2 separate regions of the Homo sapiens genome follow, and region 2 is linked to region 1. Evidence: chromatin loops called from intact Hi-C (ENCODE). Cell type or tissue: heart right ventricle. All regions are shown on one strand. Each heading gives the region's core, and the rest is flanking DNA. Links, peaks and the distances in the headings are about the cores only.

What was found. A loop is a pair of places that touch in the nucleus more often than their neighbours do. Peaks named below come from ENCODE experiments on the same cell type or tissue, not always from the same donor. Only the 100,000 strongest peaks of a DNase experiment are listed, where the experiment ranks them.
Region 2: a loop joins it to region 1, with 2.5 times the contacts of the local background. A loop is called at or near these places in 22 of 110 quality-filtered maps.

The regions. Positions count from the first base shown.
Region 1 is chr6:37,363,914-37,369,272 of GRCh38, reverse strand. It overlaps RNF8 (ring finger protein 8), which reads right to left. Exons shown (of 8, transcript NM_003958.4): 3 at 55-789. Among named protein-coding and RNA genes, the nearest start is that of RNF8, 13 kb to the right of the region's middle. RefSeq lists an enhancer at 1-1,163. In heart right ventricle, for the core only: a CTCF peak has its summit at 3,339 (motif pointing left); no DNase peak of the experiment used is centred there; H3K27ac peaks cover 304 bases.
Region 2 is chr6:37,682,414-37,687,772 of GRCh38, reverse strand. All of the region lies in intron 1 of MDGA1 (MAM domain containing glycosylphosphatidylinositol anchor 1), which reads left to right. Among named protein-coding and RNA genes, the nearest start is that of MDGA1, 13 kb to the left of the region's middle. In heart right ventricle, for the core only: no CTCF peak of the experiment used is centred there; no DNase peak of the experiment used is centred there.

The DNA.
Region 1 (5,359 bases), core at 1,840-4,339:
AAGTGCCTGCCCCACCCCTGAAGACCACTCTTGCCCTTCCCTTCTGTGTGGTACCTGAAGATGCTGTTCCTCTTCCTGGAAAGTCTTCTCTAGTTGCTCCACTCTTGCCTGCTGCTGAGCCTGCTCTGCACACAGCTGGGACTGTAAGTCCTGAAGTTCCTGCTCCATTTGCACAACTTTCTTTGAGTTCCCCTTTTGGGTCTGCTTTTTCACATTCATAACGGCTTCATGTTTTTCCTGCATCTGTATTTTGAGCCTCAGAATCCTGGACATGGTCACCTTAAACATCTGTAAGCTTCTCTGAGATGCTGAAGAGTTTGAGGCTTTCTGCTCATGATGAACCTCTGTGACTTTGGGGAAGCCAGGGTAAATGGGAGCCCCTGTGGTCTTACTTGGCTCAAGGGCAGTCAACTTAGGATCCAAATTGTCAGAGGGTGTACTGGCCACTTCACCTTTCCCCTGTGATTTCACTGGCTGACCAGATTCACAAGACACTTTATTTATTTTGGATTTCAAATTTGAGGGGCCTTCAGCTCCAGGACCTGCTAATTCATCCAAACTGAATTTCCTTTTAGTTCTCAATTCCTTATTTTTTTCTATCATTTGGTCATTCTTTGGGGAAAGACAAGGATATATTGTCTCCCAGTCTTCTTCAGTAACTTCATATTCATACTCCGCATTCTCCTTATTTTCCAGAGGCACTCCAAGTTGGATGTAGTCTCCCTGATGAATGGAATAGACCCTTAAAGGTTCCAGACGCGCTCTGTTCAGCCAAACACCATTTAGACTCTGGGGAAAGTGAAAGAAAGAAGAAATAAGCTTCATGATTTTCGTCTTCTTAAAGGAATCTCTCTCCTGCTGCTGTAAAATCTTCTGCCTTTTCAGAAGGAAAACTCTTGATAACAAATAGAAAAGAAAGATTCATAAACGACCATCCTTAGAAACAGCATTCGTCAAGCAGTGCTTTGGCTTTTTACCTATATTTCACATTCATGCCTCCACAGAGAACTGCCATATAACAGGCAGGAATCACCTTATTATTGGTGGATAATTTACTCAAACACATGGAATAGCATTAAAGGAAACTGAAATTGGATAGCTCCTATTAACCTAAACTGGAGCAATGTCCCAAAACTAGAAAAAATGCTATTAGTGAAGAAAGCAGTAGCTAAGGGTGAGGTCCATGAAGTAGTTTCAAATGCTATCTCTGGATGTGGTTCCTTAACGCACTGGTAAGCAAGCAAGCACACATAAACCAAAAAAAAGAGAGTACTATATCTGGTACTGGGGTCAAATGGCAGGTAGGATCTGACCCAATTAATATCAACAGGGGTATATGGGCAATACAGGATAGCGGTTAAGAGCTGGAGCTCTGGACTCAGATGTGGGTTCATAGTCTGCATAGCATTTGGCAATTTACTTAACCTCTCCATGCCTCAGTTTTGTCTGCAGAACAGGGATGGTACAGTACCTACCTCACACTGTTCCAGTGAGGAATGAATAAGATAATGCATGTAAATCACTTAGCACAATGACTCACATAGAATAAATGCTTAATAAATATTTACTGTCTGGGAGTGGCAGCTTACATCTGTAATCTCAGCACTTTGAGAGGCCGAGGTGTGCGGATCACTTGAGGCCAGGAGTTCAAGACCACCCTGGCCAACACAGTGAGACCACCTCTCTACTAAAAATACAAAAATTAGCCAGGTGTGGTGGTGGGTGCCTGTAATCCCAGCTACTTGGGAGGCCAAGGCATGAGAATTACTAGAACCCAGGCGGCAGAGGATGCCGTGAGCCAAGATTGCATCACTGCACTCCAGCCTGGGTGACAGAGCGAGACTCTGTCTCCAAAATAAATAAAATAAAATAAAAATTTACTTTTATGGTTTTAATGAAGTCATAGTATTGAGGTTAAGAGCACAGATCCTGGAGTCAGACTGCCTGGGTTTGTAATGTGGCTCTATCATTTAGCAGCTGGGTGATGTTGGCCAGGTTTCTTGACCTCTTTATGGCCCAGTTACTGCACTGATAAAATGGAGGAAAATAAGTCTCTCCCTCATGGTGTCTGTGTGGATTTAATGAGATAACATATGGCAAGTATTTAGACAGTGCCTGGGCATCGTATTACGTAAGTGTTCACTACTATTACTATGCCTTGGTTCAACTGATTCATCAACAATCATTTCAACTCTATGCTCAATGTCACGCAAGGTAAATATATTGAGTGAAAAGGACATGAAAGCTTTCAGCAGCTGATGGTGGAAAAGACAACACAAGGGCACAAATGAGCAAATGTGGGATTACATGGCATAGCCTGTAAATGCAAAGGAATATCATGTGCAGCTGGGATAGCTATGGGATGCTAAATGGAGATGATAGGTCCTAAAATAGACTTGAAACAAAGGCAAGATTCAGAGTTGAAATATACTGGTGAGCATTTTAACCCGTATCAAGGACTTAAGTTCAGGGGATAGGCCAGAGATGAAGCTCACTTCTGAATTGGGACCAAGATTTATGTTTACACTGGCAACTACAGCTACCTACTTTCAGCTAGAAAAAAATCTCCAGTCAACCCAAATATGAGGGACAGGGGGCTTGACCACAAGGCACAGAGGGTAAAGGGAAAGTAGAGATCAGATCTTAGCTCTGGTTTGGCATTAGGCCCTTGTTTCCAGTTTTATCTTCCATTACTTGGTTTACACGGAAAGAAAGACTGGCATAGATACATACAGAAATATTAGTCTTAACCCACTGTGCATTGGGCCTAACCTGGTTCATCTAGGAAACCTCCTCACACTCTTTCTATTCAGCCTGAGAAACTATGGGGAGTGATAAGGTTTGCTGAATTTTGAAACAACATATGAGAAATAACAACAGAGAGGGATGGAGCTAGAACAATCTATCTGAGAACAATTTTAGAGCAGGACAGTCGATTTTAGATTATACACAGGAAAAAGGTCTCAGAAAAAGTAGTAAGACACAGAAGGCCACCTAATGCCAAGGTACAGAAATTTAAAGGAAGTCTCCAAAGCTAAGATAAGGTAAAATAAATAAATAAGATTACAGAAACAGCCCACAGCTAAAGAGAGTAGGAAGTTTGCCCTCAGAACTTCTGAGTTCTGACAGTCCACAGCTAAAGAGAGTAAGTTTGCCCTCAGAAGCTGGGGCAAACTTTCACGATATGTTGCAGCCTTCCATTAGATCCTCTACATTAACCCATTGCCTTCAGAGCCCTTTTAGAAGCTGGAAGGTAAACTCAAAATTCTCCCATCACATTTTGTCCTTGGATCCTTGTACATTTACCCATTCATTACTTCTTGGTGACATCTAGTGGTATAATTTAAACCAAGCCCTGAGTCAGGTCTGTTCATATAAGGAGACTAGAAAAGGACAAAAATCCCATGGCGGTACAGAACAATCAAGTACTGCCAGATATGATCTCAAATACAATGGCTTAAATAATCATGCTCTGTTCAAGGCTTTCTTAATGTTGGTTTTCATAACTACCCATTTGAACAATGCTAGCAGCAGAAAATGATACCCAGAAAAGTCTGCCTGATGTGTCCTAGCCACCAATGGGAAAAAAGTGGGATAATTCACATCCACTTAGACAGGAATTACTTCACTAGATGCTCAATCTCTGTCCAGCTGCTTTTAAACAGTTATTGAGGAAAGTGGACACTCAAACCAAAAGACAATGTTTTCTTGGAGTGCTTTAGATAATTTACGTAGCTCAGTGGTTCTCAACCCTGGCTATACAGTAAAACTACCTGGGAAGGTTTAAAACAAAGAGCAGTGCCTAGGTTTCACCCTCGGAGTGAGTTAAGTGGTCTGAGATAGGAACTAAGTATCAGTATTTTAAAAGTTACATTTATCTATAAACACATATAGTTGTGTAACTATATCAAGAAACAGTGCCCCTTGGTAGTCAACCTTTCCCGCATTCCCAGGCAACTACTTATCTGTTCTCTTCTCTTTCCCAGAATGTAATACAAATGGAATCTTATTATCTACACTTTTGAGTCTTGCTTCTTTCACTTAGTGTAACGCCTCTGAGATTCGTCCACACTGTTGCATTATCGGCAGTTTGTTATATTTTATTGCTGAGTAATATTGAAGGTAGTAGGGGTGGAGCACAGTTTATCCATTCCCTAGTTGTTTTTTTTCCCAGTTTTTGGTGAATATTAATAAAGCCACTACAGGCCAGGTGTGGTGGCTCACGCCTGTAATCCTAACACTTTGGGAAGCCGAGGCAGGTGGATCAGCTGAGGTTAGGAGTTCAAGACCAGCCTGGCCAACATGGTGAAACCCACCTCTACTAAAAAGACAAAAATTAGCCAGGCGTGGTGCCGCATGCCTGTAATCCCAGCTACTCGGGAGGCTGAGGCAGGAAAATCACTTGAACCCGGGAGGCAGAGGTTTGGGGAGCCGGGTTCACGCCATTGCACTCCAGCCTGGGCAAAAAGAGCGAAACTCCATCTCAAAATATAAAAACAAAAAAAATAAAGCCACTAGAAACATTCACATACAAGTTTCTGCGAGAACATAAGCTTTCATTAATCTTGGGTAAATACCTAGAAATAGGATCACTGGACAAGTATATATTTGACTCTTAGAAACCACCAGTTTTTCAAAGTGGAGGTACCATTTTATATTCACACTTGAATGTTGAGGAGTTCCAGTTATTCTGCATGCTTGCCAGCACTTGGTATCATCAAGTCTTATTTCAGCAATTGTATTAAGTATGTATCCGTCAATATATTTTTTAAAGTCTTTACTAAAGCGGAACATGCAAACATAAACGTGCACAAATCATAAATGTACCAACTCGATGAACAGTCACAAAATGAACATCTTAGTGTAACTACCATAAGGTCAAAAACAAAACAAACCCCACATTATCAGCATCCCAGAAACCCCTGTGTGTCTCCTTCTAGTCAGTAGCCACCTTGGCAATAAAGTGACTACTATCCAGATTTAACAGCACATGTAAATTTTGCCTGGTTTTAAACATTGTATAAATGGCATCATATAATATGTATTCTTTTGTGTCTGTCTTCTTTCACTCAATTTTTTTTTTTTTTTTTTTTTGAGACAGAGTCTCGCTCTGTCCCCCAGGCTGGAGTGCAATGGCCTGATCTCGGCTCACTGCAAGCTCCGCCTCCCAGGTTCATGCCATTCTCCTGCCTCAGCTTCCAGAGCAGCTGGGACCACAGGCACCCGCCACCACGCCTGGCTAATTTTTTATATTTTTAGTAGAGACGGGGTTTCACCATGTTAGCCAGGATGGTCTCGATCTCCTGACCTCGTGATCCGCCCGCCTCGGCCTCCCAAAGTGCTGGGATTACAGGCGTGA
Region 2 (5,359 bases), core at 1,356-3,855, 320 kb before region 1:
AGGCCAGGTGCTGTGGCTCACACTTGTAATCCCAGCACATTGGGAGGCTGAGATGGGAGGATCACTTGAGCCCAGGAGTTCCAGACCAGCCTGGGCAACATAGTGAGACTCTGTCTCTATTACAAAAAAACCAAAGAAAGTGAAAATTTCAGAGCTGGAGAACAAAGTAGCAATTCAATGTAAAACCAGCAAAATTGATTTCATTTGAGACAGGGTCTCACTGTCTTGCAGGCTGGAGAACAGTGGTGTGATCATAGCTCACTGCAGCCTCGATCTCCTGGGCTCAGGCAATCCTCCCACCTCAGCCTCGTGAGTAGCTGGGACTACAGGCATACACCACCATGCCCGGCTAACTTTTTTTTTTTTTTTTTTAATTTTTAGTAGAGATGGAGGTCTCACTATGTTGCCCAGGCTGGTCTCAAACTCTGGGCTCAAGTGATCCTTCCACCTTGGCCTCTCAAAGTGCTGGGATTACAGTTGTGAGCCACCATGCCTGATCAAAACCAGCAAATATTTAATGAGTACCCACTACGTGTCTGGAAGGGTGGTGGGTCTTGGCTGCAGAGGTGAAATGACATCTGTCCCCAAGGAGCTCACAGCTGAGCTGGTGAACACACAGCCTTTTCTAATGCCCTCATTTTCCAGATGGAGGAGCTGAGGTTCACATTGAGTGACTTGCCCAGGGCCCTACAGTTAGGCGGTGGTGGAGTCAGGGTTCGAACTCAAGACTGCCCAATGCAAAGTCCAGTGCCTGTCTACTTCCCCAAATGTGAGGTTTCTGAAGGCATTCCCTGGCAGATTTTTGTTCCCCAGCCTGTGCTGTGGCAGATGGGTTGGCCCAAGGGAGCAGCATAAGGACCCCCCAGGCCTGTTTGCTAGAAAGAAAGACCTGACCAGAAAGGCTTAAACAAATGATGACTTTCTCAAGTCTCAAGGTAGGTTCTCAAGGCTCCTTTCATCTTCGTGCTCTGCTCTTCTCATGGTGGTGGTTCTCAAACTTGGCTGCATGTTAGAATAACCTGGAAGGTTTAAAAAGTCCTGATGCTGGCTAGGCTCAGTGACTCACACCTGTAATCCCAACACTTTGGGAGGCCAAGGCGGGTGGATCTCCTGAGGTCAGGAGTTTGAGACCAGCCTGGGCAACATGGTGAAACCCCGTCTCTACTAAAAATAAAAAAATTAGCCAGGTGTGGTGGCGGACACCTGTAATCCCAGCTACTCGGGAGGCTGAGGCAGGAGAATCGCTTGAATCAGGGAGGCCGAGGTTGTAGTGAGCCGAGATCACGCCACTGCACTCCAGCCTGAGCAACGAGAGTGAAACTCCATCTCAAAAAAAAAAAGCCCAGGTTGCACAACATACCCATTAAATCAGAATGTCTAGGGGGTGGAAACCAGTCATCTGCATTAAAAAAAAAAGTCCCTACGTGATTCCAGTGTGCAGCAAAGGTTGGGAACCCTGCCTTTTGACATTTTGCCTCAAGGTCACCAAAAGGCTGATGGGGCTCAGCCATCATGAGACATTCCAGGAAGGAAGACAGCAGGAACCTTTAAAAGGCAGGCCTGTCGGCTGAGTCTGCTGTCTTTAAGGAGCTTTCCCAGAAACACCCTGCAGTGACTTCTGCTTACATCTTACTGGCCATTCTTAGCTTCAAGGCAGGCTGAGAAATAGGGTTTTTTAGATGGGCACATTCCCATCTGAGAAAATATCTGTATTCTGTTAGAAAGAAAGGGAGAGTGGGTATTGGGTGGGTGATGAGCAGTCTTTGCCACAAATACCCGTTTTAGGGGCAGTTGGTGTTTCTTGAATGAAAGGGGATTTAGATGAATGTGAATGACTGCTCTCCTCCTCACTCACCCCACTCTGCCAGCCTATCCTCACCTCGCCCCACTCTGCCAGCCTAGCTCAGGTGGGGTGGGGGTGGGGGTCCTGGCTGCTCTGAAGATGCCCAGAAGAGACCTGAGGAAAGACAGCGACCTAGAGGAGGGGGATGACTTGCTTGGGTCACCCAGACATTCAAGTGACAGTCCCACCAGCTTCCCGTCTGCCAGCGCCCCCCGACACTGTCGGTTCACATGTCCCTGGGATTGTTGATGTCTACCGGTTGGTACCTCTCTCTGCTAGCAGGTGTCTCCTTTCAGCCCCGAAGGCAGAAGAGCTCTGTGGTTCCAGAAAAAGCAGCCTCCTGATTTCTGGGAACAGAGACGGATGGGCTGTGTGAGAGGCTCTGGTCCGGAGGTGATCTAACTCATCTTTCTGCCTCTCAGCAGGCCCACACCCACATGAGACCAAGCAGCCCCACTGCTGTTTGCTCAGTGCCTCTGGTCCTTCATTTTGGGAAGTTCTTCCTATTGACCTTGTTTCAACTTTCTGTAACAACTTATCAGAAAGAAAGATTCAGGAACGGAGACCTCTGAGTTGAACTTGAGTAACTCCTCGGCCCTGAGACGCTCCTGAAGTGATTTTTTTTTTTTTAATTTTTTGAGACAATGTCTCACTCTTTCTCCTAGGCTGGAGTGCAGTGGCACCATCTCAGCTTACTGCATTCTCCGTCTCCTGGGTTCAAGTGCCTCAGCTTTTGAGTAGCTGGGATTACAGGCATGTGCCACCACACCCGGTTAATTTTTTGTATTTTTGTAGAGACGAGATTTTGCCATGTTGCCCAGGCTGGCCTCAAATTCCTGGGCTCAAGCAATCTGCCCGCCTCGGCCTCCCAAAGTGCTCAGATTACAAGTATGAGCCACTGTCCCCAGCTGCCAAGTGATTCTTTAGAAACTCTTGATGAAGGCATTTCCCCCATCTCTGAGAGGGATACTGGGCAGATAGAGATGGGGAAATGAATTGAATTTCAGTGGCCTCATCTACTTGGGTTTGATTCCGGTGTTCCAGTAAAATGCAGGGGACCTTGAGGAGGCCAGGTTACCTTCTGGCAAGATACATAAAGCCCATAAGGCAAGCTGAAGTTCTGTGCCACGGCAAGACCTGAATTCACTTTTCTTTCTGGAATAAGACTACAGGGTAGACACAGAGAAGGCCATGAGGAGGGGCACGAGGGTATGGCAAGGAGTGAGCTCAGCTGCCAGCCAGTGGCCTTCAATGACCCAAAAACAAATCTTCCAGATTCATTGCAGGAAGAAACTGAGACCGCAGAAGGCAAGTGGCTTATCAAGGTCACACAGCAATTAGGTGCCGAGGCTGAAGTTAAAAGCCATGTCAAAGGACTTTCTACAGCTTTCTTTCTCATTCTCCTGTGTCACCTCCCAGGCTTAGGGGAATCCAGGACATGTCTGCATGGCGTTTATAAGCTCATTGTGTGCCCACATCTCTATAATCCTTCCCCTACCCCTGTGAACCTCATTTCTTATTCTCAGACCTCATTGCATCCAGACTACAGAATCTGGGGCTCATTCTGGGTCTAGAACTCTGGTTAGATGTTAGAGGCCCTTATTGGAAATGTCAGGGCTTCCCCCGCCCTTGTGGGTAGGAAGGTGAGCCTGCTTGGTAGTGTGAACTGGAGGTTGCTGCCAGTCTCCACCGGGTCCAACATCTTGTCACACTGCCTACAAGTTCCACTTTAGAGTTATTAACAAGCTAGCTGGCAGAAGCACTGCCACTGTTTCCAGAAGGTTACTCTGGGAATACCTGGCAGCCCTAAGCCTTCTCCCGATGGCACAGGTTGGTTGATCAGATGAGCTGGATCTTGAGCCATGAGATTCAGGCAAGGAAGTTTCCAGGGGAGTGGTGGGTGGAGGAAGAGGATGATGGTGGGGTATTTGATATGTGTGTAGAGGGGTCATTAGGCAATATGTGGACTCTGTGTTGTGGCCATGTGAGAAATTTCGTAGTGGACACCATGGACAGTCAAAACACACTTGGACTCATAGTCTTAGTTTGGGTTGCCCCAGAAGTAGACTCTGAGATAAGGAGCTGAATGCTGTAATTATTTGGGAGGTAAGTCCAGGAAACTCTGGTAGAGGAATGGGGAAGCGAGACAGGGAAGCAAAGGAAGCCAGTGAAAGATGCCTTATCAAGTCAGTTACATCGGTGTCCCTTGGGGGAACTCTGGCATGCTTTGTGAAACACACTTCAGAGTTATCCCACCATGGGGTGAGGGAACTAGGGCATGTATACACCCACCCCGCCTCTGTCACTGGGTGAGGTTGCTCCTGGGGGTGTTAATTCCCGGTACTCCTAAACCACTGCACACACAGGCAGCGCAAGCTCTAGTGGCCAGAGATGGCCCTCAGGCAGAGAGGTGCCCGCAGGCATTGGCAATTGGGAGCTGGCTGGTGGTGCACTGAAGTGTTTAGGAGAGGGGGTGCAGGTGGGGCAGCAACAGTCTGTATTACATCTTGCCTAAGCCATGGTCTTGCTTTTTCAGAGCCAGCTTGCTGTGTGGAGCTCTTTGTTTTTAGATCTCATGTTCAGGGCTGCATGTACAAGCCTCCATTCCAGGCTGTAAACTCTTGCCTGCAGCCACCAGACCTGCTCACTGCTCATTTACTTCCTTGGATTTTGTGGCCAGAATCCAAGTGTGTCGATTTCTCCAAGACTCTCCTGATAGAATTCAGGCTCTCCCTGAAGGATGCCTTATACCTGCGGAGGACAGGGTTGAGCATCACTAAGGACACACCCAGAATCTACAGGGTCCTTTGGGCATTGCCAGGAGAGGCACCATGTTCTCCATCCCACTGAATTTAAAACCAACATAGAGGTGGGGACAGTCTAGACTAGAAGACTGCTCCTTCTCCCTGTAGGCAGGATTCTGGGTGAAACAATTGTTAGGGGTTAGAGGGTAATAAGGTCGACTGCATTCTGTCTACTTCCCTGCCCAGGAGCCAAGCCATGGGCTATGACCAGAGTGGCCTGCACCCCTGAATATACCTGAGCCTCATGAGTCCGGCTCAGAGCAGCACTTCTACCCTGTTGTATATTTCTCTCTCTCTCTTCACTAATAACTGGGACCTGAGATTAATTAACTAATTCAGTATTTATTGAACCCCCCGCAGTGTGCCAGACTCTGTTCTAGGTGCTGAGGATACAGCAGAGAACAAGACAGAGATGATCTAGAATCACAGACTTATAAAGTGACAGAGCCAGCGGGAATCTTAGGGCAAATCTAATCATTTGTCAGGAGAGAAATCTGTAGCCCAGAGAAAACAAGAGAAGTTCTCAGGCCACACAGCAGAGAGGGGGATCAGCCTGGAATCATGGAAGGTCAAAGGTAAAGGGCTTAGAGGTTGCCTGTTTCTACCTGTTCAGTTTTTTGTTTGTTTGTTTGCTTGTTTTTTGAGGCAGAGTCTCTCTCTGTCACCCAGGCTGGAGTGCAATGGTACAATCTTGGCTCACTGCAATCTCTAC